2 separate regions of the Mus musculus genome follow, and region 2 is linked to region 1. The links are chromatin loops, found by intact Hi-C in ENCODE. Cell type or tissue: heart. All regions are shown on one strand.

Region 1 (5,000 bases):
CCTTTTTAATCAACCTTTCTCCATAAAGTCCAATTTTATTTCATCAAGGTGAATTACCTACATAATATCAATTGTAATATCTAATCTGTATATTCAAAACCTTGCATCAATCAAGTGTGGAGCCCTGTAGGATTGACTGTTATTTAGAAGCATAATGATATGCTTACAGTGTACATTACTGTATTACTAGTATTACCTTACAGATTCAAAGCCATCTTCCCCAATGGAATATTTTTAATATCTATATATAGAAAGATAAAACATTCCAACTAGTATATCATCCAGCTTCTAATGAAGTGGTTCTAAAGTTTGTTACACATTATAACAAATGGAGAACACTGAAAAGTATTGATGCCTTAGCTAACAATGAAGCCCAGGCACAGAATGGGTATTTGGCCAAGACTAAAGCACAGTCATCTAGATATTAGTGTTTTGTATTATGAATAGGGCCTCCATTTCTATCTCCACATGAAAAAAACCAAAATATTTGGGAGAACTTTAGATCTGGGTAGTATTTGTATATGCCAGTAATTGCAAGGCTGAGAGGAACCCAGGCTACAGAAATTGTATTTTGTTTGATGCCTTATTCTGATACCCATAAGTTTTGATGTAATAGGTGTAGACTATGGTTGAAATATCAGGACATTTTAAAAAGTTCACTAGGTATGTCTCATATGAAGATGAAATAAAAGATGATGAAATAGTTCATTCAACCACGGGGTCCTAGCTAACACAGACTTTCAAAACTCTGCCAATAATTAGTTTCCTAGTTAGAAGATAATTTCCCCAGAGGTTCTTAGTTTTTAAAATATATTTTTCACATACCAATTAATGCCTTACTTTGGTACCTGCTAAATGCTTTCTATTTCAAACTGAATCTCTTGCTTGATCTGAACTTCTTACGCCTAAAATAGGTTTTAGAACCTGATTTTTCCCCAGTGTTCTCCTTTCTTTGATACCCTGATTTTGACCTTTGGTCAAATGTAGTTATCAAACTAGACTATGATGTTTGAGCTTCAATACATCCCAGCTTATCAGTTTTAATTTGATTCAAAGCACTAGTATCCACAAATACTTTAACATCATTCTTTTAAAACCAACTTAGACTAGTTAATTTGTACCTGGACTTCAGATTTACACTATGTGAGCTGAAATTTGGTACCTTCTTTGAGCCTCAGTTTTCGTATCTATAAAATGAAAAATTATATTATAAATATTGAAGTGTCAATTTTGAGAAAATAGTGTTTATATTACATCTTATACAAAGCATGCTCAATCCACATTAGCAAGCATGTTTGATTTTTCTACCTGGTAGATAACATTTTCATCCATATAAAATCAGCAAATTACTTCACCTATCCTGTTTGTCACTTAAACACAGTATCTCTTCTTATATTTCTCTCTCAGAATAGTTAATTTGCCATAAATGTGCTTAATTTTTTGTGAAAATAGAAGATGTGGGTCCACTTTATTTCTAATGCATGAAGAGACCATTGCATTTGATATCAGATAAATGTTAGAATACATAATAATTGCTTTATTGCCAAGTGTTCTGAATGAAGCTGTAAAGGAAAAAAAAATTGATCTGCCTAATTGCCTCAAGATGGATATGTAATGCATGAATCTCTTGTTTAATGGATCTAGTAATAGGCCACCTGCTTCCCCTACCTCCTACTCAGAACATTGTTGTATTCTGAAGTAAGAAACTTAGATTTTGAGATGCGGTAATGTAGTTTCATGACAGCTTATTTCAATTTTTAATATTACCTAATCATATAATTCTAGATTTTAAGAAAAGCCTTGCATTCCCCTATATCACTGTATTATAAGTGCTACTAAGATATCCTGTAAGTAGAAATTCTGCATTTAAAGGTGCTACTTACAGGACAAATAAATAGAGGAAAGATGTAGAAGTAGGCTAAAGGTTGCAGACTTGCTTGATTTGTTCAAGACCAAATTCCCAGTCTATTAGCATAATGGGATTTAAAATTCAGTCAAACTACTTATCCTTAATTTCCCACCATTTGACTTCATCATTTAATCTGTCACAATCTTCTAAGCCTGCCATACATGATTCTGTCTTAAATAAGCATGAATTAAGTTTGAATGTGCCTTGCCACTTCTAACATATCAAAGATTCGGGTTATAGCAATTCAGGATTTATGATGACTCAGATTTTGCAAAGAGAGGGTACATACTTCCTTGGCAGTGTTAACAGTTTTAGTAGATGGAGGGAGGTGTGTTTTGGCTACTTATAACTCATCATTTTCAAGTACCTAAGAACTCATTTGTAGGAAATACTAGACATGATAATTATAAATCATAATGACAAGCCTGGTGAAACCTGCCACTGTGTTTACAGTAAAAATCTTTCCTTGAGGATGTTATTCATTTTTTTCCCTGTAAACCCCATAAAATATACATGGCCAGAACTACACTGACATAAAGAATACTCATTAACTATTATCTATAATCATATCAAAATTTGCTTTTGGTACAACTTGTGGCCTGGTTGGGATAAGATTAGAATTTATATTGCATGTTGTAAATTCTGTTTTTTTTTTTAATTTCATTTGTTTGTTTGTTTCCATTGTTATTTTAACTTTGTTTGGCATTAAATTATTTATCCTCTTTTTAAAAAAAATTTGGGTCGATCAACCAAACAACTGATAAAACATAAAAACAACTTAACCAAAACTATGAGAAAGCAACCAAAAGTAAAAAAAAAAAAAGAAATTCTTTCCAAAGTTTGTTTCACCATAACTACAAATATCATGATATTGTTCCTAAGCATATCACCATACATGTGTGAAGACTAAAGACATTTTCTTTTCTAGTCACTCATGTCACTGAAAATGTGAATTAGTTCATTTTAAGAGTTTTGGCTCTATGAAGGACTAAGACATTGGCTTCTTTCACTCCCCACACTAACCAGCACAGGCATGGGAATTTATGACTAGTTCACCTTTGTGGATTGCCTGGTCAATTGACTGGTAGAGTTTCATTCAATTTCTTCAGTTCATACTCTGGATCACACAAGAAAGAAAAATGAAATGTGTTATTCTTGTTCTCTCCTCCCCCGACTCTTCTGGCTAGCAAGAAAGAAAAGACCGAGGAAAATTAAATTCTTCTCACTTACTGCAAACTCACAGAGGTGACCGCTAACTTGATCCACTGCTCTGTGCATCTTCTTTCTGCATGGGCAAACATTACTGACTTCCTCTTTCTCATGAAAGGTAATTCATGTTTATTAGACCCTTGAAGAGTTATAAAGGAAAGTTGAGGAATAAGTCATGCCATAGCCATACAATTGCAACAGACTGTCTTCAGAGAATTAAAATAGTTACAATATCAACTCTATCAACTGTTATGGTTCTAAGATAAACCATACGATTCTCATTTTACAATTTCTTTTTTCTTGCCTTTTTTTAAAATATTAAATACAATGTGTATTTTCTTTGGTCACTTCAGATTTTTCATTGGTTATTTTATTTATTTACATTCCAAAAGTTGGTCCCCCTTCCCAGTCTCCCCTCCACAAGCCTCCCATCCCTTCTCCCCTCCCCTTTTGCCTCTAAGACATTGTTCCTCTACCCACCCAACCACTTCCAACTCCCCACCCTAGCATTCCCCTTCACAGGACCAAGGGCCTCCCTTCCCATGTCCAACAAGGTCATCCTCTGGAGCTGGAGCCATGGGTCCCTCCATGTGTACTCTGGGGTTGGTTAGTTTAGTCCATGGGAGATATCTGGGGTGGGGTAGGGGGCCTCTTAGTTGCTATTGTTGTTCTTCCTATGGGATAGCAATCCCCTTCAGCTCCTTCAGTCTTTCCCCTAACGCCTCCATTGGGGTTCCTGGGCTCACTACAATGGTTGGCTATGAGTATCAGGACAGCTATACCAGGCTCCTGTCAGCAAGCACTTCTTGGCATCAGCATTAGTGTCAGGGTTTGGTGTCTTAATATAGTCTTTCTCTTTCTTTATAGTTAATTTCTTCTGTCAGCTTCTTGGACAACAATAATTCTCTCCATGTTAGATATGTAAAACCTTGAATTTCATCATGTATGATCAGTGTAGCCCCCAATTAGGCCTTTATGTGTTGTTTTCTAAGAAATACATGTCTTAATTGTACAATCCTCTTCTGGAAGAACTCAAGCCAAAACACTGCTCTTAGAAAGATCAAACTCTTCAAAAGATATTGCCACTTGGAAAATGCACTTAATGATTAAATAGCAGCCTTCTTCAGTGTTTCTCCCAGCTCGCTCTGCCTTGATTGTGTTTTCACATTTAAAGATTAAATCTCAAGTCAAATATTTAATCTTGGACAAAGCAGAGCATTTAGAAATAGCAAGCGTTCCATCATGCCTAGACAAGTACTGTACAGCTCTTGTTCCCTCACTGTTGGTTATTGACAGGACTGTGGTCCCTCTTTGCTATTATGGGTTCCATCAGTGCTGCCAGGAAAAAGGGACTCTGGCATTTTGGCAGTTGTTCTCTGCCAGGTTCTAAACTTTCTTTTAAGCTTTACACGTTGGCTACAGGGCAATTCTAAGAGGGCTATTTGACATGCAATTATAAGAGGGCTATTTGACATCTGGGCAGTTGACTTAGTCATAATTGAAAAACAAATTAGATTGTGTCTGTGTTCCCTTCCTTTTTCTTTTCTGTAGTGCTTTATGGATAAGAGACATGTATTTCATTTCACACAGGGCAATATATATATATATATATAATATATATATATATATATATGTGTGTGTGTGTGTGTGTGTGTGTGTACTCAATATAAATTATAAAATATATAAATATAATCAATATAAATTATATTATATATAAATTATATAATAATATATGTTTACATGTACAGTCTTAATTGTGTTAAATATGTTTCTGACTGATTATTTTATTAATATTGGATGAGAACTATTAAGTCTATTTTTTAAAGTTATCAAGTTAAGAACATTGTTATTATTTCTAAAGATTATGAAAGTCATGCATTTC
Region 2 (5,000 bases), 120 kb before region 1:
CTAACCCTTGAGAGACTTCAGGCCCCAGGGAGTGGGGAGGTCTCGTGGGGTAGGGGTGGGGATATGGACATCCTCTTACAGATGGGGGGAGGAGGTACGGGATAGGGAGCAGTCAGGGAGTGTGGACTAGGAAAGGGATGAAGACTGCACTGTATAAAAGAATTAAATAATAGCAAAAAAATGAAAATATGCAGTAAATGAACTTCCCATCTCTAGGTATTTCACTGCAGCAATGAAAGCTAATAAAAGTCTCTGTCTGAAATTTCTATTTTATAGACCTGAAAGTACTTCCAGAGTATTTACAGTAATTTTTTGGATTCATCATTCCAGGGTTACTAAGCTATTACGACCCTTTGACCATTACCAATTCCTTAATGTGGTCATTGACAGCCCACTCCATCTGCACAAAACTTTACTTTGTAGTTCTTTAAAAATCTATTTTTAATTATTTACATGTGAGGTTGTGGCTATTATGTGTGCAGGTGCCATGAGAGGCCAGAAATTGACCTTAGACTACTTTGGACCTAAAGTTACAGGTGGTTGTGAGCTGTCTCATATAGGTTCTAGGAACTGAACTTGTGTCCTCTAGAAGAACAGCAAACCACTCTTTTTTTTAATTAGGTATTTTCCTCGTTTACATTTTCAATGCTATCCCAAAGGTCCCCCATACCCACCCCCCAATCCCCTACCCACCCACTTCCCCTTTTTGGCCCTGGCGTTCCCCTGTACTGGGGCATATAAAGTTTGCAAGTCCAATGGGCCTCTCTTTGCAGTGATGGCCAACTACGCCATCTTTTGATACATATGCAGCTAAAGACAAGAGCTCCCGGGTACTGGTTAGTTCATATTGTTGTTCCACCTATAGGGTTGCAGTTCCCTTTAGCTCCTTGGGTAATTTCTCTAGCTCCTCCATTGGGGGCCGTGTGACCCATCCAATAGCTGACTGTGATCATCCACTTCTGTGTTTGCTAGGCCCCGGCATAGTCTCACAAGAGAGAGCTATATCTGGGTCCTTTCAGCAAAATCTTGCTAATGTATGCAATGGTGTCAGCATTTGGAAGCTGATTATGGGATGGATCCCTGCATATGGCAATCACTAGATGGTCCATCCTTTCGTCACAGCTCCAAATTTTGTCTCTGTAACTCCTTCCATGGGTGTTTTGTTCCCATTTCTAAGAAAGGGTAAAGTGTCCACACTTTGGTCTTCACCTGAGGAATACCAAATGGCAGAGAAGCACCTGAAAAAATGTTCAACATCCTTAATCATCAGGGAAATGCAAATCAAAACAACACTGAGATTCCACTTCACTCCAGTCAGAATGGCTAAGATCAAAAATTCAGGTGACAGCAGATGCTGGCGAGGATGTGGAGAAAGGGGAACACTCCTCCATTGTTGGTGGGATTGCAAGCTTGTACAACCACTCTGGAAATCAGTCTGGCGGTTCCTCAGAAAATTGGACATAGTACTAACTGAGGATCCCGCAATACCTCTCCTGGGCATATATCCAGAAAATGTCCTAACCGGTAAGAAGGACACATGCTCCAATATGTTCATAGCAGCCTTGTTTATAATAGCCAGAAGCTGGAAAGAACCCAGATGCCCCTCAACAGAGGAATGGATACAGAAAATGTGGTACATTTACACAATGGAATACTACTCAGCTATTTAAAAAATGAATTTATGAAATTCCTAGGCAAATGGATGGACCTGGAGGGTATCATCCTGAGTGAAGTAACCTGATCACAAAGGAACTCGCACAATATGTACTCACTGATAAGTGGATATTAGCCCAGAAACTTAGGATACCCAAGATATAAGATACAACTTGCCAAACACATGAAATTCAAGAAGCAAACCACTCTTAAACCCTCAGCCACATCTCCCTTCTCAAATTGAAAGTTCTTTAATGTTAAACCAAAGTTCCAGAACTATCCCCCAATAATAGACACCTATCCATTTCATTGTAAACAATGCATATTTACATATATACTTGATCCATCTAGGATTCCTTCTTTTTCTTGTCTCAAGACCAAAGGAGTGTACGTAACATGCAACACAGTTGCAGTGCAAAGCTACATTCATATCAGAAATATAAAATCAGCAGTTTCCTTAATTCTTGGGCATGCGGCATGAGACAGTCCTTTCACCAATGGCTTCCTATAATTTGCATCACAGTTAAGTATTTAACATGAACGTGTTTTAAATCATTGATAGCAAATTTCTCTCAATATCGGGACTCTTAAGAAATGTGATTGAAATGGCCCATTAGCCTGTTATCAGTGTTTCAACCACGCTGAGCCACTGCCCCAGGCTTTTGCTGGACAGAAATGGCACCATCTACCTGCAGGCAGATATGGCTCAGAAATCCTTGTCAAAATGGTATAACTGAGGAAACGAGCAGTTACATGAGTGGCATTGGTGGGAGGAATAGGATCATACAGAGCATTTAGATTGAAACTGGGAGAAAATATCTGGGGGCAAATTTGGTAAACAGTGAATGGGAGGACTGTAAAGTGACAAGCTGTTGCTTCCCACCTCATCTTCCCTTCCAGTAAGCTTATCTCTTGCTTAACTCTGTTCACAGCGCTGTCATGCCTCGTGATACTTTGGGAAACCACCCAGGGGTGTCCTATTTTAGTGACCAGCTGGGTGTGGAGAGACATGCTGTTTACTCTGAGTCTCTCTCCAACTGAGCCACCAGAACAGGGTCAGACTTGAAAGAAATCCAGGGCAGCAAATAGTCTGCCCTGACAGATAAACCGGAGTCCTCAGTTCCAGAGTTCAGCCAGCCTGGCTGTGAGAAATTTAAACTTCAGCTTGTTCCAGAGAAATGTCACAACCCAGAGCCCTAACTGAAGACAACAATATGACTCATCCCAACTCTTCGCTGGCCATCCCAGATTGGGGTTTAGTGTGAAGGTGAATTTCTAGGTTCAAGTCCTAACAACATTCTGTGCAGAATAATACTAGGGAGGTAGATGCTTTTTTTTTTTTTTTTTTCCTTAAGCACCCAGCAGACTCGTGACAAAGACATGAAGGAGAAGAAAAATAGTGAAATGGGAAAAACTGGTGAGAGCAGGGAAGAATAAAGAAAAGGGAAATTGAGGATATAGGAAAGGGAAGGAATTTAATTTAGAAGACTGGCTGCCTCCCCTCTAGGAATTGTCAGAACTGCAGCTGCACTCTTAACTATTTTTTCCTGTCCTTAAGCAGACTTTTGTGGATAAGTTGCAAAAAGTTTGAAAAGAAATGTCACTAACCAGCTTTTTGCTTCCACGGGACTATCCTTGCCTCCATTCCTGTTTTTCTTTTGCTATTCTGTGAGCATGCCCATTATCTAGAGGAACGGCAGCTGACAGAGCCAACTGACCTTGTCTCCTCCAACTCCTAATTATTCTCATGAGAATGGCATTTTGAATTTATTATGTCAGGGAGGGGAAAACAAGAATGAAAGTTTGCTGCCTGTGATCATCAATAATTTTCTGCTCATAATTTAGATCATTTCAATAAAAAATACTAAAAAAAGATAGATTGTTTGAGAGGGTGATAGAGATGGAATTACTAGAGAAGGAGTGGAATAGGAAAATAGGGGAAGTGTGTGGAATGTAAAACTTTATATGTGTGTGTTTGTGTGTGTATGTATGTATATATAATTAAATAAGAAACTTCTTTTTTTTCTTTCTTTTATTTCTTAAAATTTGAGTGCATCGAAAAAGAGAACTTTTAATTTTAGAGAGAGTAATTTATGTAGTCATTTGCTCCACTGATCCTCAAACCTGTCTATATGTTAATATACAAATTAAAGACAGTTGTTAGCGATATGGTCTGTCTTAGACTCTTTTAGAGCTCAGTGCCATGGCCCCAGATCTATGTACTTGGAGGTTTTTCCACATGGTGCTGGTACTAGGAGATGCCTTGAAACCTTAACAAAATGAAGATAGAAATATAATGCATCTCCTGAAAGGCATAGACTATGTAGCAGAAATTCCAGTGCTATTTTCAGTTGTTGGCGAGGGGAGTTCAGTAGACTCCTCAAAAAATACAGTCTATTGCCATTGTACTTGGTTGAATTGCAGAAGCTATTAAAAGTAAGGCCCAGCAAACATCAATGAAGGGGGGGGGGGCATGTGGAAAGACTGTAAGAGCCAGAGAACCAGGAAGTCTACTGTGATATTGAAGTGACAGGAAAACTGTAGCACTCAACAAGACTTGAATAATGATAATAACAGTAGACATGCTAGTGCTGAAGGTGGAAATCTCATGGGGCCCCAACCCTAAACAAAGGAAGCTAGCTTCAGTACCCCAACCCCAGATCTATGTAGCTTCAAGAAACTAAGAACTGGTTACAGACGAAGAGTTAGTTGTCCCACAGATGAGGCTATTAGACAGCCTCTAATAGACTATCTAATTGCAAGGGTCAGCCCTGAAATCATATAAACCGGAGTAAATGGATTCATCAGGTTGTATTTGTATATTGATACATTTGTGAAGAAATGTAGGAGGACCTGGAAGGAGTTGGAGGAGGGGGGGAAGGGAAGACAAGAGAATAGTGTAGTTATATTTCAATTATTTCTTTTTTTAAGGGAGCAACAACAAAACCATAACTAAACCAAAAATCCCCTCCCCCACCTTCAGTCAAGAGATCTCTACTACCCGTTTCTCTCAGTGACAGCACTAGCAAAAGCTTTGAGCATCTGTCTGTTTTTGGTTTCCTTTTTATTTATGGGATGCATGTGTGCCTTCCAGTAGAACGGAAGATCAGTTAGGACAGGGATTATTGACTGTGTTAGTCACTGTTTTCTATTTAATGGTCTAGAAGAGCACCTGGATATCGCAGGTACTCAAGAAAATGTACTGAATGAAGGGCTAGTAAAACTCCAGGAGCAGCCAGACGGCTCTTAAGAAAGACAGAAACCAGTAGTGTTTAAATCTCCTTGTCATTTGATGCTTTCATACCTCCTCAACTTCACAGTCTGTTCTTCCTCAGTCGTCGAATTCC

What was found. Peaks named below come from ENCODE experiments on the same cell type or tissue, not always from the same donor. Only the 100,000 strongest peaks of a DNase experiment are listed, where the experiment ranks them.
Region 2: a loop joins it to region 1, with 5 times the contacts of the local background. A loop is called at or near these places in 2 of 42 quality-filtered maps.

Annotation. Positions count from the first base shown.
Region 1 is chrX:138,559,805-138,564,804 of GRCm38, forward strand. The region is part of intron 6 of Il1rapl2 (interleukin 1 receptor accessory protein-like 2); the gene reads left to right. Among named protein-coding and RNA genes, the nearest start is that of Gm23958, 140 kb to the left of the region's middle. In heart, no CTCF peak of the experiment used is centred here; no DNase peak of the experiment used is centred here.
Region 2 is chrX:138,435,494-138,440,493 of GRCm38, forward strand. All of the region lies in intron 5 of Il1rapl2 (interleukin 1 receptor accessory protein-like 2), which reads left to right. Among named protein-coding and RNA genes, the nearest start is that of Gm23958, 15 kb to the left of the region's middle. In heart, no CTCF peak of the experiment used is centred here; a DNase peak (open chromatin) is centred at 2,628.